2 separate regions of the Homo sapiens genome follow, and region 2 is linked to region 1. A link is an interaction called in ENCODE POLR2A ChIA-PET data of the cell type or tissue named here. Cell type or tissue: MCF 10A. All regions are shown on one strand. Each heading gives the region's core, and the rest is flanking DNA. Links, peaks and the distances in the headings are about the cores only. Region 1 holds the start of LOC124902555 (a long non-coding RNA gene). Region 2 has its middle 69 kb from the start of LINC02674.

Region 1 (12,149 bases), core at 1,615-9,614:
CTACAGCAGTGCTTATTATCGGTCCTGCCTACTGCTGTGTGTGGAAGGTCAGTTCTGACAACTTTCCACCTGACCATGCAGAAACTGAGGCTTTGAGACATGAATTGGTCTCAGGAGTGAATAGCAAGACCAGGATCTGAACTCAGGCACCCAACTCCAAAACCCCTCTCTCCCAGTTCACTCCACAGCCCCAGGCCAGTTCCCTAAAACCAGGTTGCAAAAAGCGCCTTTCAGCCCAATGACCTCATTTCTGCACAATCAATTCCTTGACCAGCTGATTTGCCAAATTCCTGAGGACCTTTCCCAAAATTTTTTCCCCCTCCTCCCCTATGTGAGACCCAGCCCTTGTCTCTGAAGGCAAATGGCTGCAGTCAATAGTCCTAGACCTAGAGACAGGAGCAGGAAGAAGAAACTCAAGCATCAAACCTTCCCTAAAAATTCTGCAGACCACTCTGTAGATCCTGGACAGTCCAGTGAGTTGGTGGGCTGAAGAACTGGTGATCTGATGACTCTGTTATAGTAGGAGGGGTCTATTCCAGACTGCCTGTCTCTCATGGCTGGCACAGCCCTGGGCAGCCTGGGCTGGAAGACTATTTTGGCAGTGGCAAGTGCAGAATGAGGGGAGGGCTCCTTATCTCCCAGGGCTGCTTGTCTGGGGTCCCAGTGGTTTTCCTGAGCCTGCTCCAGGAAGGTGACCTTTGCAGGAGGGAAAGGAGTTTGCTGGCCTCAGCCAGCACTGTCTCTGAGCAAAGCTTGTGAAGGCAGCCCTGAAAGGCTTGGACATTCAAAAGCAACCCCAGATCCAGAGCTTCATAAAGGATGGTGATGGGGGCATCAGCTACTGGGGCTAGGGGAGGGGAAGAAAGGCCCCGGGACTCCTCCAGCCCTTCCTTTGCCTGGCTCAGTCTAGGCCAGTCTCCTCTGGCCCTGCTTGGTAACTCTGGGTGTCTAGTTCCCTCATCCTTGGAGAAGACTGTGAGATAAAGACAAAATAAAATCTTACTAAAATGGACCAAAAGCTGTGGTGGATACCATAAAGTTTTTAATATATTCTATTATGTTTGATGACTTAAGTATGAATGAATGAAAAGTATAGGATTGCATTTTCTCTCAATTATACAGTTTTAAAACTGGGGAGAAGTGCTAGCCAATAGGTGTTTTTGGCTTTATCAGAACCCCAACAAGGAAATTGCTGGAGACATTCAACCTGACCCAGGCTCCCACCTGCTCGCTGAACCTCAGCCACTCTCTCCTTTCAGTTCTTCCTATGTGTTCCTCTGGGCACAGGGCCTTTGTATGAGCTGTTTACTCTGCCAGGGACACTCGTCACTCCTCTTGGTCTAGTTACTCCCATTCAAGCTCTGGATCTTGTCTCAGCCATTGCTTCTGTGGGGAAATCTGCCCTCATCTCTGGGAGGCAGGAAGGATAACAATGATCTCGCTCATATTTAGCTTCCCAGGGCCTGGCACAACATAGTTACTCCGGAAACATTCTCTTTGAATGAAGAAGAAAGAGTCGGTCTGCAGTTTGGGACACTTTTGTTGGAGGCCCAGAGTGTCAGGTTATGATTTCTGAGCTCTCCTGGCCCTAAACCAATTGGCTGTGTGATCTCCGAGATGCAGCTTCACCTCTCTGGGTCTTACCATCCCTGCCCAGTGGGGAGTGGACTTGACTCGAGGCTGCCTGTGGGGTGCTCCATCACATGTGCACAGCTGGGCTGTTTCCCGGTACCCACTGTGTCTGTGTCTACGGGTCATGGAAGCACCTTCATTTGAATTCCAAGTGCTTCCAGGCCAGCCAGGACAGGATCTGTTTCACATTGGAAGGGAGCTCTGGCCAGACAGGCGCCCCTAGGAGAGCTGTGCTTAACGGAGGTCACTTATGGGCCTTGGCCTATTGGCATCTGGGCTTGAGAAGGCTGCACCTACACTGGTGCCAGGAGTACAGGTCCCAAGCCTGCCATAGGCAGGGGCTTTCTCCAAGCAACCCCCACTCACTTGTCCATGGGAGGCAGGAGCCAGGGTGGTCAGGCTGACCTTCCAAAGTTGGGATGTGTCCACTTCCTGTTGGATCATCAGGCCGTTTAGCTGTGATGACCACCCATGGGAAGATCCAGAGGGACATGTGGACCAAAAGAGGGCAGAGCTTGTCTCTAGGGAGAGGGCAGGCTTTGTGAAAACTCCCCACCTTGGGGCTACCCCCAGGGGAGAAAGCAAGGTGCTCTCACTGCAAACCAGCCAGCTTCAGATCCAAGCCACACTCCGAGGCTGCCCTGTCTGTGGCTGTCTGCTCACACCCTTTCTCCCAAGCAAATGCCAGGCTTGTCAGAACGCTCATTTACATTTCATTAGGAGGTGTCAGGCTGGGTGTTAAGAACAGAGCTGTTCCAGGCCTGAATCTAGAGTTTTTGGGCCAGCACTAAGCACTGATTTGCCTCAACCCCCTTGGTGGATCTACCTACCCCTTCCTTCCCAAAACAGAGCCTAGAACCATCTGACCTAATAGATGAGTCTCCATCTACCTAGCCCTTTGCCCATTCTCAGCACAAACCTGAAAAGTAGGTATTATTGTCACCACTTGCAGATGAGAAAGCCAAGACCCAGGGAGGTCAAGTGACTCGTCCAAGGCCACACAGCTAGGAAATAGCAGAGCTGGTTTGCAAACGTGTCAGCCTGCCTCCAAAGTTCACGATTTTTCCATTTCTCCAAGCTGACTCCTGTCTATTCAGGTGAAGGGAGCTGCGGTGTGATGCTTACTTGCACCAAAGGTTTTTAGTGTGGACTCTCTAAAATGGGATGCAAGAGATAACAAGAATGAGAGCTCGAGAGACAGGCTGTGTGTGTGTGCATATGTGTGTGTGTGTGCATGAGTGCATGTTTAGGAGAAGGTCCCACAGCTTTCATCAACCTTTGTAATGCCCCAAAGGCCATGATTATCTGCCACTCCATCCTCTATAGATTTCCTTGGAGAAAATCACAGAACCCAGGCATGTAGTTTCTGTGTCCATTATGAGATACCATGTGAAATTCTCAAGGTGTTCACAGCTTAACTGAGCTACTATCTTGGAACACAAGTAAAGGGTAATATTGTTCTGCAGAACACAGAGACCTCTGCTTTCTATAAGGAAAATGTTACAGAGCTCATCTTATCGCCTGGCTCTTAGAGCATGAACGGTTTGAAAGCTTGTGGCGCAGACACGGCCTGTGGCTTATCTCAAAGACAGGGAACAGTGGGGCTCAGAGGAGAGTGGGAAAATCCTGTTTGTTTCTCTTTATTCCTGGGGACTTGCAGAGACCTAGCAGTGAGCTGGCTCTAAGAACAGAGGCCCGCCTCCCCGCCCATCCTCGAAAACTGATTCCTCCTCAGGTTCCTAACAATTGGTGTTTTATCACATTTCCACATGCAAAATGTGTGCCATTCTTCATTAGATTTTCAAGGCTCAGATTGATGAGGGCAAGGTAAGAGCCAGACACAAGGTATAAGAGACAAGGTTTAGTAATGAGTTTGAAATTTACAAAACACAGAAGCAAATATGGCTTCAATACACGACGTGACCCCTTATAAGGCTGGAAATTACTCTTCAAAAATCATTCTGGCCTGACTTCAGAGTCGAGTGGATGCTGGGATACCACAGATTGACTTTGAGAAGTGGGTTGGTATTGCAGGAATTTTTTAATTTCCTGTAACTCACAACAATTTTCTCCCAGTGAGACTTAGAGTCACTCCTGCGATGGTGCGCTGACCGCATTTGCTGAACAATCTGCTGCAAGAACCAGCTCAAGCAGAAAAGGAATATGTCAGGAGGAAGGGGACAAATGGGATTACCTTAATAAAAGTCATTAAAGGTTTTGAAAAGTATTTCCAGGTAAACGAGGGACCTGTTGCTTAAACAAATGTGTCCAGGTAAACGAGGGGCCTGCTACTTATGTATTTCAAAAAGTGAAATAAAAATGGCATCACTTACACTTCTGAACTGAAAAGAATTTGGGGAAAGCAGATTATTATGAATTATTTTTAATAGCTTCTTAATTAGCCCTTCAAACAGGTTTTTCAAAATCCCCAAAGGTGTCTAATTTGCATGACATGTTTTTACTTTTCTACGCATCTCATTAGCAGCACTTTGTTTTTTTAACCTAACAGCAAGATGGTATTACAACACTTTCAGAAGGTGGACCAAGAAAAGACAAGAAGAGAAAAAAGAAAAGAAAAGGAAAAAATCCTTAAATTATTGCTCCAAAAAAGTCCTGCGTTTCTTTTTCCATCTTCATGATGTCTTGCTATATTATCTCAGGGCACTCATTGGAGCTTATCTGTCTTTCAGAAATCACTAAACAAATCCGTCAGAGCAAAACCGTGGTGTGGAGGATGGTCTATTGGATGCGATCCACTGGGGCAAAGATTTATTAGGCGGACAACCCCTTCTTCTACCCAACAGCAAATCCATTACAATAATGGGCTTCGAACCCATCTGCAGGCAAACAGCGGGTCAGGAGGAGCCCGATGTGTGGACACTGAGCAATCTGAACATGGCTGCCTTTTACAATGTGTGAAGCCAGGCAGAAAAGCAGCACATTTGATTGAGAACAGAGGAGAGCGGCCAGAATCTGCCTTCCCTTTGCTCCCGCTTCCGGGGGGATTCATGGCGGGGGATCTGGAGGCGACACTTGGCAGCCAAGGGCGTGGGGCCAAATGGAGGGCCCGGAACTCAGAAAGAGAGGAGGGGGAGCTAATTAATGCTTTGTCCTGCCTGCCCTTCTCTCCTCCCTACCCCCAGCGGCCAACAACTACCACCACCATAATACTAAAGAGCAATATTATCTGGTGCTTACCATGTGCTAGTTCTTGTGCTAAGTGCTTTCCTGGAATTTTCTCCTCTTTATCCTGGCAGCAAAATAAACCCTATTTGTTAGCCCCATTTAACAGATAATAGCTATTTAATAGCTACTTGTATTGAGTACTTCTGTGTGGCAGGGCCTGTACTTTATTTGTATTAATTCAATTAATCACCACAACAGCCACTGGCATGGGTACTATTTTGGTCCCCATTTTACAAATGAGGAAAAGGAGGCAAAGAGACGTAACTTGACTTGGTCACACAACTGTGATCAGCAGAGATGGGATTTCAACCCAGGTTGTGGGACACCATCTGTTATCATCCCTCAAGGCCCATCCTAGTTGCCTCTTTCCTCCAGGAAGCCTTCTCTGACTTTCCCACAGATCTGCGTATCTCATTCTTCCTCAGCCATATTTCATTATTTGTGCAGTCCTCTGAAATGATAAACCCCTGGAGAGCAGGGGCCGTGGTCTCCCCATGACACACCTCCATATTCGCAGCATTACCCAGCCTGATGCCTGGCACATAGTAGGTACTCAAGACATAGTTGTTGAATGAAACATCTAATCAAAAAGCAGCTTTAGTTTTGAATCTGGGCATTGTTAGGAGACAAGGGCCTGATGTTGCTTATTACATTTCAAGGTGATTTTTTTTTTCTTTTTTTTTTTTTCTTACTCACTAATGGAAAATTCTCTTCTGAAGTCACACTCATTAGCACTCAGAGGCTGTTGTGGCAAAAGCTTTCTAAAATAGCCCCAAGTTTATTTGTGGGAGGGAAAGGAGCTAAGCCAGAGACAAAAGTATTAAGGCTTGGCATGCCGGAAAAGTTTGAAATGTGGGGGCTGGCTGCCTCTCACCTCGGTCCCGGGGCAAGGGTGGGAGATTGCCGGGCCCCAGAGGGGCTAGTTAGATTTTGTGTTTAGGGAGAGAGCAGCAAGGAGGGCTAAAAAGGAATGCACCAAAGCCACGTGGAAATGATGTGGTGTCGTTTTATCTTTTCGACAGACCTAGTTTCCAGCAACACGGAACTAATCAACAGTAGTAAACGTCTTGTAATTGGCACCTCTTTTATTATCAGACGCATAAATCAAGGAAGCTTCTCTCTCCAGTTGGAACAGGAGCTCAATAAAATTGGTGCAGTTCTCTGCTGTAGGGAAAGGGTTCTGTTTTTCTCCGGGCTCTCTTTGTTCGTGTTATATCATGACGTGCATTTTACATTCATGATCCCATTTTAACTCTTCCAACAACCTTTGCAGTAGATTTAATTCCCATTTTGCGGATGAAGAATCTGAGACTTAGCATCTGTCAAAAGAAACAAAACCACACAGTAAGCTGGGATTCGAATCCAGGACTTTCTGATGCAAGATCCCACAGACCTAATGACATTGCTGCTGCTGTCGGCCTGACTGTCCCGCCCTTTCAGAAAGAGCACACTGATCAGTGGGTGGAGCTTCTGGCTGCATCCTAAAGGTGTCGCAAGGTCCCCACCTAGCCTACCTACCGCGTGACTCACATGTTACTGCTAAAGGGATGCCTTGGGGTTAAAATACTGTCCACAGATGTTTTGGCTAAAAGACTCAATAATAGAAGTGCTCTGGTCTGGACTGAAAGATGATAGTTAGAAGCCGGAAAGAGGGGATAATAAAATCTACCTGATAGGATAATTGTGACAAGAAACTGAAACACTGAACGTAAGACTGTGGGATGGTGCCATCTCCTAATCACCATCATTATTCATAGCTCTGCAAGGCTGCTGTGGAGACGCTATGCAGTTTTCTCCTCCACTGCATTCAGCCAGGGTTGATTGGGGGCTTGCCCTGCGTGCGGCCACAGGTCCTCCTGCAGACACCACCCCACACACACTGTATCCTCCCAAGGAGAAAGAGTGGAAAGCCAGCCATACAGCAAATGCTCCCCAATTGCTTCTTCTTCTTGAAAACTTAGGTATGTGGACAGAGTCAAGGAAAGGCTAGATGTCGGGCCTCCAGGAGCAGTCAAGGGTGAGGGTGGAAGGCCCCGTCCTGCGTCTGTCTTGTGATGGCAGCTGGCTTGTGAGAGGGTCTTGTGGCCACAGTATTAGGCCTCTGCCTGGACCCTGCAGGCCAGTCTAGGAGCACTGCAAACACAGTGAGATGCCACTTTGGGATGTGTAAAGGTGACCCATGCTGACAGGAGAGGCTTCAAGGCCTTTCTGATTCAGGATGTAGGTAGACACTTCTAATGTTCACCTCTGTCTGATTCTTCCCTCCTTCTGCACACGAGCGGATTACATTTCCTGGGCCTCTGCTGTTTGATGAGCTGTGTGAGTCATTTTAGCCAATGGACTGTGGGTTGAAATGATGCATTTGTGTCTTCCCAGCTGAAACATTTGATTGCCTGTATGAGATACTATTCTTCCGCTGTTTCAGCAAAAACCCTGAATATTGTGTTGAGATGGTAGCCTAATAAAAAGATTCTAGAACATTCTGTAACATAACAGAACACCCCTCCCTCCCCACTGACCTGCCTTGGGCTTATACTCTGAGCAATACACTTACCTTTATTATTTGACATCATGAAGATTTGGGGTTGTTCAGGAAAGCCTCTTACCTTACTGATACTAACTGATAACATTTCCTCATTTTGGAATTCACCCGTTTCCCTCTATCACCTCCTGAGTGTCCATGGCTGGCTCTTCCTCTTCTTCCTCACTAAAGTTTAGAATGTCATCTTTCACATGCAGATGTCCTGACCATCCCATAAAATATCCCCTTCCATATGCTCTATCATGCCACCTCGCTGATCTCTTCCATTCGTGTATTGATTTGTTTCTATCTGTCTCTCACATCAGACTGTACATCCCATAAGGACAGAGACTGTGCTGTTTTATCCACTACCTTATATACCCAGCGCTTAGCACCATGCTTGAAAGAATGTCTCAGGTGAGGAAATCAGCTCAGAGAGAAGTGACTTGCTTGAAGCCACACAGCAGGCAGCCAAGGTGAGCCTGGCCCCTGGTTGCCACTCTCCCCAGGTGGATGCTCTTTAATGTCTCCGTTTAATCCCGGGCCAATGGTCAAGGTTTGGGAAAGATTTTCAATGCTGCTGTTGTCGTCAGGCCTTCGGGGAATAAGAAAGCCTGAGCCTTGGATTGGGAGGTACCTCGGAGGTAAGAGCAGGGTCCAAGAGCTGAGTCTTATCCGAGGCTCTATACCTGTGTGAGCTTGGGCAGCTCACATCACTTCTCTGAGGCTCAGTGTCCTCATTTGGGAAATGGGGAAAAATTAGACCTACCTCAGAGGCTTATTTGTGAAGACTAAATGAAATAATGTATATAAAAAGTTCAGCACCATACCTCATATCAAGGTTCGACAACGCCTGTAATCCTGGCACTTTGGGAGGCTGAGGCGGGTGGATCACCTGAGGTCAGGAGATCGAGACCAGCCTGGCCAACATGGTGAAACCCCATCTCTACTAAAAATATGAAAATTAGCCAGGATTGGTGGCACACGCCTGTAATTCCAGCTACTTGGGAGACTGAGGCAGGAGAATTGCTTGAACCCGGGAGGCAGAGGTTGCGGTGAGCCGAGATCGCGCCACTGCACTCCAGCCTGGGCAACAGCGCAAGACGCCATCTCAAAAAAAAAAAAAAAAAAAAGGTTTGGCAACCCTTGGTGGTTATTACTATTAGCAGTATGATTTTGTTGCAGAGTTAATACTCTCTTCTGAAGGAACTCTGAGGAGGAGGAATTTTGCCCACAGGTGGGTCCTCTATGGGGCCAGCCTCTGGGGAAATGGTGGCTTCGCAATCTGGAAGCCTCTGCTTCCCCACTTTTAAAAATGCTTCTTTCAATGCTTTCCCCAGCCCAGCAGAACTGCTTCTGCGAAAGGACTTGGCCCCAGGTGGAGAAATCCTACAAGGCAGCTCATCCCACATCCCTTCTTACAAATGAGACACTAAGGCCCAGAGAGGTTAGAGACTTGGCTAAGCTCACACAGCTCACTAGAGGGAGAGCCAGCTGTACCCTTGGTATTAATTGGAGCCACCGTGCCCCTTCTGCCCAGGCAATTCATCGTGTCTCAAGGCAGAAATACCACGTGTCCTACTACCAAGCAGTGGTTCTTGGCCCTGGATGATTTTTTCCTTCCAGGGGCTATTGGACAACATCTGGAACGTTTTTGGTTGTCACAATTGGAGGGTTGCTACTGGCATTTAGAGGACAGAGGCCAGGGATGCTGGTGAATGTCCTACAATGCTCAGGACAGCCCCCCTCAACAAGAAGTTATCTCACCCCAAATATCAATCGTGCCAAGCTTGAGAAATATCACACTAAAGGCTTTTCATAGATCAGAAGGGGAAATTAGTTTGGGGGTCAAGAAGCAACTGTTCCACTCCCCCTGGATGATACTACAGAATAATAACAGCAACTCACACCAAGAAATTGATTTTACAAACACCAGACGCTTTCATAAGCATAGTATTATTTAAGCCTCATGGTAACCCTGAAAAGGTAGGTGTGATTATTCCATTTTACAGATATGGAAATAGAGTATCTGAGAGTGGGTATGACCTGCCCAAGTCCACACAGGCATGAAGCAGACAGGAGCAGGGCTAGGAGCCAGATGTGTTCACTGCTGTGGCTTTGCGTTAGATACTCCAGCTTCTTCTCATGCTAGGACCGGGCCCTGAGTGAGACAGAGTGCCTGTGTTCTATGATGCTAGAGTCTGGGGAAGGAGGGACCCATGACCATTTAGAAAATAGATAACTTCCCAGCTACCTAAAATAAATTACTCAGTACATTCCACTTCACTGAGTCTCACTGATCAAAGTTAAGGATCATTAGGAAAAACAAATCCTGGGTCTTGGGAACCACTTCAGGGTGAGTGTGAAATTTTAACCTGGCTGGGGAGATTTGCAGTAGCAAGCTAGGGCTGGACTGCACACTTCTGATACCAGCTGACAGGTTTGTGGACTCAGGGAGAAGCAGCATCTGCTCAGAATAAAAAGGCAATATTGAGTTTCTCTTCCAGGAGTCAACAGCCTTCTTGCTTCCTGTTCCCAGTCACCTGCAGGGTGGTGGCTAGCTGGCTTCCCAGCATAACTAGAGATGGGATGCTAAGCTGCTACCTCTCCACTCTTGGTATTGGAGCTACCAGGCTGAGAAAGACCAGGGCTAGCTGGGGCTCCTTGTCCATGAGGCCTGCAGGAGCAAATGTTCAGTCTTATATCACCTCCCACTCCTTCATCCTCATGCTTGGCAAAATGCTTTCACATGCTTGCAAATTAACTTTCGATGTAACTATAACCAGTCCCTTTTCTTAGGATCATTGTGAATCGATTAATCATTTATTGAACACCTACCATGTGCTGCAGATTCAATGGTGAGTGAATCACACAGGCCCTGGAACTCATAGAGCTTATTATTTGAGATGTGTGGAGGCGGGGGTGGATATGTCATCAATACATCAGGTCAAAATGTGACACATCAACAATGACATCACAGGAGATTGATCTATTGGTGGTCAGGGCATCAGACATCAATGTCCCTGGAGGAAGGGACACTGGGCTGGCATTTAGTTTGTCAGGAGGAGTAACTTCTGCTCTTAGAACCTCCTTATTCCAACCTCTTCATTGAGGTTCTCAGTACACAGAACTGGGAGCCATTGGGTGGGATGAAGTGTCAAGAGGATGAGCTGAGAGTTCCTGTAATTTATCCTGGCAGCCTGGCTCAGAGTGAGGGCAGGTATGCCAATACCTGGTGCTGATGTTCATTTCATCTACCAGCCATTATGAATGGACTGAGCACCTATAGTGCTCCATGCACCACGCCAGGCCCTGGTGAGCTGCAGCTTTCACAGAGCTCCAGTGCAGCTGGGGAGGCAGACTCAAGGATGAGCTCAACACAGAAGTGGCATCGCCATCGCCTACACGGGCACTTTACTTGCTCTTAAATATTTGTGTAGGGTAGAAAGCACGCACATATATCAAGGAATGAAAGCATTAGAAGGACACTGGGGCCGGGCGCAGTGGTTCACACCTGTAATCCCAGCACTTCAGGAGGCCGAGGTGGGTGAATCACCCGAGGTCAGGAGTTCGAGACCAGCCTGGCCAACATGGTGAAACCCGGTCTCTACTAAAAATGCAAAAATTAGCTGGGCGTGGTGGCAGGCACCTGTAATCCCAGCTACTTGGGAGGCTGAGGCAGGAGAATTGCTTGAATCTGGGAGGTGGAGGTTGCAGTGAGCCGAGATCGTGCCACTGCACTCCAGCCTGGGTGACAAGACCAAACTCCATTTCAAAAAAAAAAAGGAGTCTGGCCAGGTAATGGGTAAATGCTGGTCTCTGATCCTGAATCACTCCACCCACCACATGGCCTAGTTACCTGTTCTCTAGTTCAGCTCAGAAGTTATCTCTTCAGGGAAGTTTCCAAGTCACCTGGCTCTAGCCCAGGCTCTCTGCCTGGCCTCATGGCACGTAATTACATACTTGTGTGATTACTGACTAATATCTGTCTCTCCCATTAATTTATGAAGTTCTCAAGAGCAGGGACCATATTTCTGTTTTGCATCCCCTGGGATGCCTGGCATATAGTAGGTATTCAGTAGATGTTTGTCAGATGAACAAATAATACACAGCCACTATTGTAGCAACCACAGTGAGAAAGCCATGAATGGTGCATCTTCCCCTCTCTTTCAAGGAACCATTCAATGCATTATCAGATTCCTCTTGCCTTTAGATCCCCTAAACATTCTGCAGGGCTGATTTGAACAACCCTGATCTCCAGATGAGAAAATCAGGGCTCACTCCACGCTCAGCACATCATTGGGGATGCTCATCTGGGCTGCTGCAGATATGACGTCCCCCTAGTTCATGGACTCTATACTTGGGCTGTACATTAGAATAATCAGAGGACTTTTGAGAACTACCCCTGCCTGGGGCCCACCCCCAGAGGTTCTTTCAGCTGCTGGGGGTGGACCCTGGCCTCGGTGTTGTTAAAATGCTCTCCAGCCAATTTCAACTTGCAGCTAGAGTGGAGAATACATATCTAGCCACAGTCAGAGAACCAGAGGGTGGAACCCCACCTGCATTCTACCCATGAAATACCAGGAGCCCAGAGAGAGGCAGAGCTCACTGAAGGTCACACAGCAAGTAGGAGGCCTGGCCTGGACTAGCAGCCAAGCTCTACAAGAGTGCCCAGGAGGCCATTCCCCTGTGTAGGAGAAGCAAACTTCTCCTGAATCCCCTCAACTCCTCCACCCCAGAGCAGGATGCCTTTCAGACAGAGAGAAGGGGGCTGCTTCTCAGGCTGAGCCTCAGAGCCCCTGAACCCAGT
Region 2 (12,149 bases), core at 2,213-10,212, 130 kb after region 1:
ACGAACACGAGAGTTCAGGAGCCGAGGTTATAGGAAGGTTGCTGGGGGAAGGGCCAGGATGGGGCACAGGGAATATTCCCAGCAACTATAGGGGCCGAAGCTCCGGAGAGGGGCCCTGCATCATTCCCGGTGCTTGTTACATGCCCTTCCCTTCACAGTTTGGGGAATTCGTGATGTTATCTCACTGAAAAACTGCTTGAGAGAGAAGTAGGTATTCCACCTTCCAAGGAGATAATGCCGTGATTAACAGATGCTTAATTGGGCCATTTATCAAGAGCAGGACCTGCCCCCAAGTCAGTGGGCTAAGTAAATTATTACCCACCCTGCAGGTGTTGGACTGGCAGACCTATTACTCTTCTTGAAATGGTCTTCAGAAGACTTTATATGAAAAGATGATTTATTTCCACAAGGAATTCTATTGTGCTTGTATTTATCCAGAGCATGGCAGGGTTCTGCCCGGCCCCTCTTCCCTCGGGCACCAAAGAAGATTGTTGGCAGTTGGAGTCATGGAGTCCAAGAGGGTTAGAGCCTGAAGGAAACTTAGAAATCAACTCATACAATCTGGCCACTTTACAGAGGACAAAACTGAGGTATTAGCAGACTAAGTCAAATGACACAGCCAGTTAAGCAAAAGGGCAAAGGTATTTCCCTCCTGTTTTTGAAAACTGTAGTTTCTTTAGTTGATGTAATAGAATTCCTAAAAAGCAAGAATTTAATTCCAAATAAGATATTTTTTATACCTTAAAGCAGGGTTTCTCAACCTTGGCATTACTGACATTTTGAACTCTTTTTTTTTTTTTTTTTTTTTGTAAGACAGAGTCCCACTCTGTCACCCAGGCTGGAGTTTAGTGGCATGATCTTGGCTCACTGCAACCTCTGAATCCCTGGTTCAAGGGGTTCTCCTGCCTCAGCCTCCTAAGTAGCTGAGATTACAGGTGTGCACCACCATGCTCAGCTAAACTTTTTGGTATTTTTAGTAGAGATGGGGTTTCGCCATGTTGGCCAGTCTGGTCTCCAACTCCTGGCCTCAAGTGATCCACCCACCTCGGACTCCCATAGTGCTGGGATTACAGGCGTGAGCCACTGCACCTGGCCTTGGTTGTCATTTATTGTGGGGGGATTGTCCTGTGAATTGTGGGATTTTGAGAAACATCTCTGGCTTCTACCCACCAGATGCCAGCAGCACCCCCTCCTACAGTCATGACAATCACAAATGTCTCCTGGGAGGCAAACTTATCCCTGGTTGAGAACCACTGCTTTGAAGCATTACCGCAGTCATCATCATCATGACATTAATAATATGAATAATAGCAGTAAACATTTATTGAGTGCTAGAAATGACTGAATACTTAATATACATTCTCACATTCAGAATCCTCCCAATAACTCTATTATCTTGGATTACCATTACTCCATTTTACAGGTGAGGAAGTCTGTGCTTAGAGAGGTTAAGCTGTGCCTGAGTTCACATGGCAAGTACCACAGGTGTGGTGGAAACCCTGAAGCCCTTACCCATGCCACGAAATAAAGGATGAAGCTGCTGAATTTGAATTTGTTGTTAAGCAGTGAAACTGTACAATTTCATTTCCTATCATCTCCAGGAGTGAACTTATCTTTAAAAATCTGTTGGGATAAGAAGTCATCTTGTTCCCACTTTAAGAAAGGAAAAAGGGAAATGCTCCATGTGCCTTGCTGATGAGATGCACTTGTTTCTCTGTAGATTACAGAGTGGGCTCTTTCTCAAATCCAGAGGATGTGCAAGGCTAGGCCACATGGATAAATGCACTCAGGCTTGTAAGCACACAACAGAATTAGGAACATCTGAACAATATTTCTTTCACTGAGTAAATATCTCTTTTGCGGTGTCCAAAATTTCCAAAGGTGCTTATCCTGACCTTCTTCAATAGGCTAAGGCATATCGCTTCCCAGACCTTGAAGCTGTTTGATACCTGGGCTAATTCCCAGGGGGAAAGTGGCTAAGGCCACGACTCCTGAAGGTAGAGTGTTTGGGTTTCATGCCGGGAAATAAATTCAGTGTAAAACAGTGATGTGAGGCGAGACATACCATGTGGATATCTGTGATCGGTGTCCATGGTGTGTCCAGGCAGCTCTGGGGGTAACATTTTGAGGGTGAAATAGGAGTCTTTGCATGTTTACAAATGAAGCCCAGTTCCCCATCCCACCATAGGTTAATATCAGAGTTGCCCTACCTGTAGCTCTTGGTTCCATGGCCTGAATCCTTGACTAATCTTATTTTACTAGTTCTATTTCCCTTTCACTTTGATTTCTTCATGTACTTATTTTATGGGTATTGTATTGTGAACTCTGTGTGTGTGTGTGTGTGTGTGTGTGTGTGTGTGTGTGTGTGTGTATACATATACATCCTTTCCGCTCTTTAGAAAGGATTTGGCATGACTTACATACCGAATATAGATATATTTATATCTATATCGAACCCCAAGCAAACTCAGCATATATATATATGTGTGTGTGTGTGTGTATATATATATATATATATATATATATATGCACACATATGTCACTAAGCCAAGCCAAATCCTTTCTAAAGAGGCAGGGTATGAAAGTAGACACTGACAATATAGCAGCTGGAACAGACAGATCTCTTGATGGAGTTTTGGGGATTGGTAACCACTACACGTCCCTTCACTTTGTCCCCTGCCCCCCACCTCCCCCCCCCCCAGCATTTCCCAAGGCAACTGGGTGCTGTTGGCACCACTGGCAGAGCAAGTCCGGCCCCGTCTCCAAAACGTGGAGCCAGAGATGCACCCCTGCACAGCCGGGGCTGCTTTCCCACTGTCAGGGTTTGAGCTCAGACCTTTTATTTACTTCCTCCTACCTGTTTTGTGTTTTCCATTTCCAACAAGACTCTGTGTGGTCAAACAACACTGTGCATAAAAATGCTTTCCCAACAATGAAGCACTTTTCAAAACTCAGACTCTGCGTGTATTCTCAGCCTAATTATTTACTGTAATTTTTCTATCCACGCTAGTAAACTAAGAAGATGGGCAAAGGGAAGTGAGTTCTCAGATGGATTATAGTGGGTTCCAGGCTCAAAGACAAGGACAGGGAACACTGGCTGAATCCTAGCGAGAAAGAGAGAAAGAGAGAGAGAAAGGGAAAGAGAGAGAGCCCTTTCAAGACCATGGTCTCTTCTCTCTGCCCACAGTATGTTTTTGCCATTATGTGAGGACGATGGCCATTGGAGTGCCACAGCTATGTGTGGAGTGCACCCACAACTATCCCAACGACCTCATAGGATGTCCTTAACTCCTTATGGGAACATGAGGTGAAGAGAGATTAAGGGCCTGTTGAGGGTCGTTTGGCCAGCAAGTGACCAAGTTCAGATTTGAACCCCAAGCCGTCTGACCCTGAAGTCAGCATCTCTTCGTTATGTTAAGCTGCTCCATGAAGCCGCTGTGTGCAAGGCCCTGGCCCTAGTGCCATGGATTGGAGGGAAAGACATTCAGACAGGGTTTTTATGGGTGGCACATGTTTTCTTCCCCTGGTATCTGGGGGCTTTTGTGGGGACCGTCCTCTGTGGCCCTGCCTTGTAGCTGGCCACATGGTGAGCAGGGGTTTGCTCGATCCTCTTTCATGGGTGCTATTATATGCATTTATCTCTGCAGAGCAGGCCCCTCCTGGGTCTCTGGTCCGGCAGCCCACTGACTGGCCCTTGCAGCCCCACCTAAATACCTGCTGATGGGCTGTGGATTGATCGGGCCTCAGTTGTGAGGGTGTGGAGGGACTTGCTAAGCTGCTCCTGACAACTGCGGGGCTCGTTCCCTCTCTAGGCGCAGGCTGAAGTCACCGGCTCATAACACACCGCCCCACCCACCGGGAGAAGAGAGAGAGGCAATCATGTCAGAGCCTGAGATGTGAAAACTGCTTGTTTGCCACCCCACTTCCCCCCTGCTGCCCTTTCCTCTGGCCTCGCTGGATGTGACATTGGCTTTCATGGAAGGCAAGGCTACTCCAGTCGTCCACCTGCCTCACAGGATGATGACGATTATTCCCAAAGGCGGCAAATGTCAGAAAAGTTCCCCCTGAGGAAGGAGGAGAGGATTATATTTTAAGGAAATGTTTGTTGGCTTTGGCTGTTGTTAAAATCTGGCTTGAACATACACCCGAGTTTCCTGTGGGTAAAAGGTGTGGTGGTAGCTGAGGTGCCCTTGAGTTTGGGGCTGACACGTGGGCAGACAGAAAGCAGCCCCGTCCCTTCCTAGTGGTGGATGCTGCATATATCCTGGGCTTCAGGGTAGAACTGATGACTCAACCCAAACAACGTTGTTAACCCTTGCTTATTCACTACTTACCAAATCTCTGTGGAGTACCCATGATGCCTCAGGCCCTGGGAGAGCTGCGGAGATGAAAGGACCACTCGCTGCCTTCTTGACTTGTAAAGACTCCTGACCGTGAGTGGTGTGTACTCATCAAATATTCCCATAAATAAGCATTGGAGGAAAAACTGGGCCAAGGGCCACGAAGCAGAAGTCAAGGCTGCAGTGAGCACTGAATGGGCCCCCTATTTGAACCAGGCAGCCAGAGGCAGCTTCTCTGTGAAGGGTTTTTTGAGCTGAGCTCTGAAGGATTGAGGTGGAATTAAGTGCTGAAGGGAAAGGAGGAAATGCAGCTCATGTGGAGGGACAGGGACAGGAGCCATCACTTCATTTGAGGCAGTCAAGCAAACTAAATGTGGCCTAAGAAGGACTCCATACTTCCATATTTGAGTCCTTGCGTATGACCTGTAATCTAGCTTAATAATCAGATAAGGCCGGGTGCTGTGGCTCACGCCTCTAATCCCAGCACTTTGGGAGGCCGAGGCGGGCAGATCACCTGAGGTCAGGCGTTCAAGACCAGCCTGGACAACATGGTGAAACCCCGTGTCTACTAAAAATACAAAAAATTAGCGAGATGTGGTGGCGTGGGCACCTGAAGTCCCAGCTACTTAGGAGGTTGAGGCAGGTGGATTGCCTGAACCTGGGAGGTGGAGCTTTCAGTGAGCCAAGATCACTCCACCACACTCCAGCATGGGTGACAGATTGAGACTCCATCTCTAAAAAAAAAAAAAAAAAAAAAAAAAAAAAAAGACAAAATTGAAAACCTAACTTAGGAGTATGCACCTGTAACAATAACTGAGTTGGCCAATCCCAGCGGCCATATTTCAACCACTCATAGACTGCTAGGTGTTCAAACTGTTCAAATAAGGCAAATGCCGAGCTGTAACCAATCCAGCCGTTCTGTACCTCACTTCCAATTTCTGTACGTCATTTCCCTTTTTGTGTCTATAAATCTTCTTCCACCACGTGGCTGCACTGGAGTCTCTGTGAATCTACTATGACTCTGGGGGCTGCCTGATTTGCAAATTGTTCATTGCTCAATTAAACTCCTCTACATTTAATTTGGCTGAAGTTTTTCTTTTACCAGAAGATTTGGGAGAAGGGAGAAGGTGAGGGCAAAGTCCCCCAGCATGAGGCAGATAGAACATTCCAGAACTTGCCAAGATGGCAAAGGCTGGCTTTCCACAAAACTGTGAGGCGGCCTCTCCTCAGCATTCTCCACCGTGGCTGTCTGCTCCACCCTTTCTCTACCATCCCTGCTCTCAAGAAATGATTGCAGGCCCTTGGCTTAAATTTAGAAAAAAAGTTCCTACTGTGTACCTGTGAGGGATAGAGATGAGTAAGATGTGGTCTCTGTCCTAGGATGCTCACAGCCTCCTTAAACTGCCCCTCAGAACCGTCTGCATGACCCCTCAGAACCGTCTGCATGACCGTCTGTAAGGCCCACAAGGGGAATTATGGGAATTCAAGGAAGACCCCCATGGGAGGCAAGGGGAGGTGGCTTTCTGCAGATGGGGGCCTGGGGATAGGCTAAGGGAACCACCTGGGACAGGCAGTCCCCTGCCCCTTTCCAAAGAGCCTTGTCTTTCAAGCTAGATGTCTGGCAGGGGGAAAAAAGGAATTTTAGGAAGCAGGGAAGAGAAGGCTTTTGGAAGGCCAGGGTCCTTCAGGTGGAAGAAGAGCCTGTGCTCTTTGTAAACAGAGAACCCTATTCCCTCTGGTTAGGTATTTTCCTCCCCCCCTCCTGGGAGACCTGCACTGTGCTTTGAGGAAACCTGTCAGTACAGGACTCAGCCTTTTGGTGGACAAAACCAGAATGGATCCCTAGGTCTGGTCTCTAAAGACCTTTTGAAGTAAGTGGGACAAAAATGTCACCAAAGTGCCCATTGCTTCCTTCTAATGTCTTTGAAATGCTTCTCAAATCTCCTTCTTTGGCCTTTAAGGCAGACAGCCCTGCCAGTCACTCAGTCTGCCTATGCCTCAGTTGCCTTCTCTTACAACAAATCCACTAATCCTCCCCCCCCATTGTATGTTGTGGGAGCGAGGATCCCACGCAATCATACATGTGAATGTAATCATAATCCCACCAGCGAGTGTTTATTGAGAAGCAGCTGATGCAGAGACAGGGACCCTCTCGACAGCCCTACAGTCGAGTTCTCTTATCCTCCTGCTCTTCCAGATGAGGAAACCAAAGTTAGAGATTAGTCCCTCGACAAGTCACACAGCTCATATCGGTGACTTTGCAGAGCCTGCCCCCTTAGGCTCTGTGCTATCCTAGGTTGTATTTCCAGCTGTTATTCTAGTGCTGTGAGTTTTTGCTCATGCGTGGTGTGTCCGGGAAATTGATTGCTCCAGTCACTGGGGGCATTCTAAGAAGAGTTCCTAAACCCCACCCCTCCCCCGATCCCCAGGCCTCCTAGGTTCCATTTTACAGATGGGAAGGACATCACTGAGGGCAGGGGTGCAGAGAGAAGAGGGTAAACGAATTACTCCAGCCCCAGAAGGAGTGCTGGCAGCTTGGAATAGTTGCAGCGCAGACCGGGTTTCCACTCGGCTGCCTCAGCCACACTCCTAGAGCCCGGCTGATAATTGCTCATTATGTGCTTAATCTGGGCACAGCCGGGCCTGGCAGCAGAATTGCATCACATCAAAGAGAGCTCTTCAAAGCAGCAGAAAGCTGGCCCCTGGGGTAATTAGCAGAGGGCCTATTCTTTGCTGCTTGGGACAGTTGGAAGGTTTCGGGCAAGGTCCAAATTGCATGAAGCGAAGCTCTGAGTCGTCAATTCTCTGGTGAACTCAGACAGGCAAGGCTGATGACTCAAATCATGCCGTTTATTTATTTCTTCTTTTATAAACTGCTGAGACATTTTTTTTTTTCTGCCAGCCTGGCCCAGATGCCCTGATCAACTGATTGTCCTCTGCCTCCTGGAACACCATGTACCCTCTCTCTAGGCCGCCGTGTTCTAGGAGGAACCGAAAGAAAATATATTCACGCACATACACACATCACCACCATGACTCAAGAAGAAAACCTGGAAGAAGATGACAGAACCTTGCTTGTGCATAGAGGTGCTCTGAATCACATCACCATGACTCAGTTTCCCCAGTTACCTGAGCTGAGGGGCCCCAGGTGGCAGTCCTAGCTTGGGGAGTGTTGGTTCATCCATCAAAGTGGAACTTAAGGGGCAACAGGCCAGGTACAAGCCCTCTGAGAAAATCAAAGAACGTGACTGATTGCTTGGCATGACCTTCCTTCTCCCTCGCCCGGCTGGAGGGAGAGGCAAGATGATGTTATGTCTCTAATCCCATTTGCAGTCCTCTTTCGCACAGCCAGGTATCCCACTGGCATGGCGTGGAAGTGCAGAAAGTGCTAAGAGACGTTATAATGGAGTTTGGTACCTCTTTTTGATGGCCTGTGGGGCACTCAGGCTGACAGCCTGAGTGAGTTTGACATACGAGATGAACAGTGCTGAACTGGCCAGCGGTGTTCCAGAAAGCCACGGCAAGTCTGCGGCCGGGTGAACACTGATTCCAGGACTGCTTGGTGCAGACGGATGTGGATGGTTTTTCAGCCCGGCTTTAATAAATGGCAAAGTTTTCACTTGCTTGGAAGTTTGGATGAGAATTACTCTTACCCATCTCTTAGCCATATTTTAAAAATGGGCATCTTAAATAATGAGGTTATTGGAGTGGCAGCATTTCCCTGAGCCAGTGAGAGAGATGTTCTCAGATGTGGAACAAAACCCACCAGACTGGGGAGTTGAGTGGGGGCCATGGTAAACAGGGTTTTTATTTCATGGAAATAATACCATGTACTTTATATTGGCTGATAACGCAGACTTTAACATTGCCTTCATGCATAATTTCTGAGCATGGAATTTTTGGTATCAGTTATTTTGTCAATAGTGGGAAACAAATGATTAAGCAGACACTTCAAGATTTGGTAGAGAGAGTGGCCGTTATTATTCCCCAAAGAGGGGCCCTTGTGACCCCCAGGAACAGATCCAGACACAATTGCTTCTAGGATAATTAAAATTATCCAGAGCCAATATGGATTCGCTTCTAGGAAGCACTTTCCCTGGTTTCAGGTTCTCTATCCCACACTCAGCTCTGCACTCATGTGTCCCTCCTACCTGGTGGATTCAGGAGCCCCATTCTGAAAATGGAAGCCTTTAAATTTGCCTTACAAAGCACCTGCAGCCCTGGCTAATCCTCAGATGTGAATATACTATGCACCTGCTCATATTCCCTTGGTATTTGTGTTAACGCTATGGGAAATCATATAGAGTGCTTCTGGGAGTGGCATGGCATCGTGGAAAGAGAGGTATGACTGGGGTTCAAGCCTGTCACTGACCAGCTGGCAGAACTTGGGCAGCTCAGCCCATTTCCTTATCTTTAGAATGGATATGGGGTGGGATACGTGACTGAGGCTGGTGTGAAGCCATCTGAATTGAGGCTGCCCCTTCCCCGGTGTTCCCATGGCTTCTGCCTCCTCCATTTGTGGGCACCGTCTACAAGACCTTTTCTTTCTCTTCAATTCACGTTCCCAGAGGGCAAGATCTGAGCCTAACTCTTTTCTGTGTCTCAGAGCAAAGTGCCTGGCACACAGCAGGTGCTCAGTAAATACTTAGCAAATAAATGAGTATCTATTTGCTCTACCTTGGAGAGTGGAGACATGCATAGAAGAATGGATACAGTCAGGACCGACTAAATAACTTATTGACCAAGTGCAACAGCAGAGCATTGAGAACGTGCAGGGCGCTTCTGAGCGCTGGGCTTTGTGTAGCTTCATGGGTCGCCCCTCCATCAACCCCACCCTGAGTCCACTGAACTCTGTGACTGAAGCATTTCCTAGGGCTGCTGTCACCAAGTCCATCACACATGGAGTGGCCTGAGCAACAGAAATGGATTGTCTCGCAGTTCTGCAGGCTGCAAGTCCAAGATGAAGGCATCAACAGGATTAGTTCCTTCGGAGGGCCTTGAGGGAGAATCTGCTGCAGGCCTCTCTTCTTGGCTTGTGGATGGACAGCCCCTGTCTCCTGTGTCTTCACACCATCTTCCCTTCTCTGCATAGCTATGTCCAAATACCCTCTTCTTAAAAGGACACTGGGCATGTTTGATTAGTGCCCACCCTAGTTACTTCATTTTAATTCAATTACCTTTTAAAAGATCCTATCTCCAAATAAGGTCACAGACTAAGGCATTGTGGGTTAGGACCTCAACATATGGATTTGAAGTGGGGGTGTACAGTTCAGCTCTTAACAGGCAGCATCAAACATAGACACTCCTAGCATTGTTATTCCAAATTTGTCTTCGACCACAGAGCTATGGGAAACATATAGTTTTTTATTATAAAAATACAATAAAGAAGTAAAGCTCACCATTCAACCCACCCCTCCACAGTTAACATTTGGATGCCTGTTGTTTGTTTAGCCTTGCTTCAACATGTGTGTGCCTTGATGGTACTACATGAGATTATGCCATTTATGATTTACTTTTTTTTCAGTTTAAGAACGTACCCCCCTCTCCTATCCCACTGTGTATTTTGAATCTCTCTTTAAAAAAAGTTCTAACAGAGGCCATATCATATTCCAAACGCATTCATGGTTCTCAAATGAAGTCACTTCCCAGTAACTTTTCTGCCTGGGTGGTCACACAGATGTGGCTACCTCTGGAGCTCACCTTGGGGCACTCCTCCAGACCATAGGGCCATGAGCCCACCCAGCCCTTGCCAGCCAAGGCATTTCTTGACATGCAGTTGGGTCAGCCATGTGAAGCAGAAGGGAGAGCTTGATGAATAGGATTCTGTCTTCAAGAAGGCGTTTCCATGTGTCCACAGTGGCTGAAAGCTGATTACTATGGATGCAACGGCTCAGCACTCATTTCTTAATATAGTTCCCTCAAGAAATAGCCATTTAATCCACCAAGTATTTTATCTCTTTTAGGGATATTTTCTTAATTGCAGAAGAATCTAAAAATACAATTGGCATACTTGGTATGTCCTGTGCCTTGTTTAGAAAGACCGGGAGAAAGAATGCAATTAAACTGTCAAAATGTAATTGTTGCTCATATTTAATTGAAAGTGGCTTATTCCCATTTACTGTTCATGGTTTTAGAGTTACAAGCAAAGAAAGTTGCCAGGATAACTGGTAGTTACAAAATGAAGACTGGAGGCTCTGAGTGCATGGTAGCAGCTGAGAAGCTGCTACTCTCAAATTAGTTTGCTTGAATAACACGATATGCTCCTCAATTTCCTAGATACCTGAAGCACAGAATTAGCCAGTTTGGGGCACAATGGGCCATTTTGATTTAAAAAATACACACTGAACTGGATAGTAACTCCATATCCCCCCAGAACAAGTGTGTGCGTGTGTGCGTGTGTGTGTATGTGTATGGGTTTCTGCTGTTTGTGTGGCTCTCTGCCTCTTTATAATTTAAGGATCTATCTAAACAGAATGAACACTCTCAGGCAGTTCTTTCTAAGTGAAAAGTCACCCATCCACACTGAATGGTTATCTAAGTGCCATTTATTCTGGAAATGAGTACTAAACACTGATTTGGTACATTGGGGAAGGTTCCCTGGAGCCAGAGACAGATGCAACACGGTGTTTCTCCTCAAGCAGCTCAGACACAAGTCAGGGAGACAAGCAAACAGATTGTTTTAACTGCATGTCATAAGTCCTGAGACAAAGGTAGGAGGTAATAGCTGTGTAGCCACCAAAGAGGGAAAAACACCCTAGACAGCTGCACAGATTTGCTAGGATGAGGCAGGAACCTGTAATTCAACTCAGTGAATCTTTGACTGCCTATCATGCTCAGAGCACACAGTCCAGGCCCAGCATCAGCACAGAGCTTCTGTAGTCGAAAGGTTCAGCAAATGAAGGAGGTAAAATGAGAAAAAGATGACTACTACACACACAAAACACATCAAAATGAGTAAAACATGGCCGTGGTGCCTGCCCTAAAAGGAGGTGGGGAGTGGAGATTAGCAAGTGGGAAGGAGGGCTAGATTCATTGATCAAGCCATTTCTTTTTTCATAGTTTTTTCCTTTTTATTTAAGAAAATATTGCATCCTAGAAGGACACAATATTACCTATGTGGTATTATTGCCCCAAATGCATAATCTGTGTCTAAGCATGAGGAAACATCAAACAAACCCAAAATGAGGGACGTTCTGCAAAATAACTGGCATATAATTTTCAAAAATGTCAAGATCAAGAAATGCAAAAAGTGTCAAGTTACTATTTCACATAAAAGGGAACTATGAATGTTGAATTTCTTGATTTGGATAAGTATATAATTCACATATTTAGGGGTAAAGAGGTGCAATGTCTCCAATTACTCTAAATGAGAGGAGGAAGGAGAAAATTACAGAGCACATGGGGTCTAACGTACTGAATTGATGAATCTCGGCACAGGGTTAGGGTTTATGGGTGTTTCTTGTACTATCTTAGCACCTTCTCTGCAAGTTTAAAATTACATTAAAATACAAAGTTAAAAAATACAGACTCATTTCAGTAATTTTGGAAAATTACTGCTTTAGAAAAGCACATGGCAGCTGATATGGTTTGGCTGTGTCCCCACCCAAATCTCATCTTGAATTGTAGCTCCCATAATCCCAACATGTTGTGGGAGGGGCCCAGTGAGAGGTAGTTGAATCATGGGGGTGGGTCTTTCCCTGTGCTGTTCTCGTGATGGTGAATAAGTCTCATGAGATCTGATGGTTTTATAAAAGGGAGTTTCCCTGCACACAGTCTCTTGCCTGCTGCCATGTAAAACATGACTTTGCT

The links. ChIA-PET counts read pairs that join two places held together with the same protein. Peaks named below come from ENCODE experiments on the same cell type or tissue, not always from the same donor. Only the 100,000 strongest peaks of a DNase experiment are listed, where the experiment ranks them.
Region 2: POLR2A ChIA-PET joins it to region 1 with 11 read pairs; 2 of 35 experiments call an interaction of 5 or more read pairs at or near these places.

Annotation. Positions count from the first base shown.
Region 1 is chr10:117,671,179-117,683,327 of GRCh38, forward strand. It overlaps LOC124902555 (a long non-coding RNA gene), which reads right to left and starts at 7,149. Exons shown (of 2, transcript XR_007062384.1): 1 at 7,064-7,149; 2 at 5,886-6,137. In MCF 10A, for the core only: no CTCF peak of the experiment used is centred there; a DNase peak (open chromatin) is centred at 6,303.
Region 2 is chr10:117,797,593-117,809,741 of GRCh38, forward strand. No RefSeq gene overlaps it. Among named protein-coding and RNA genes, the nearest start is that of LINC02674, 69 kb to the left of the region's middle. In MCF 10A, for the core only: no CTCF peak of the experiment used is centred there; a DNase peak (open chromatin) is centred at 7,139.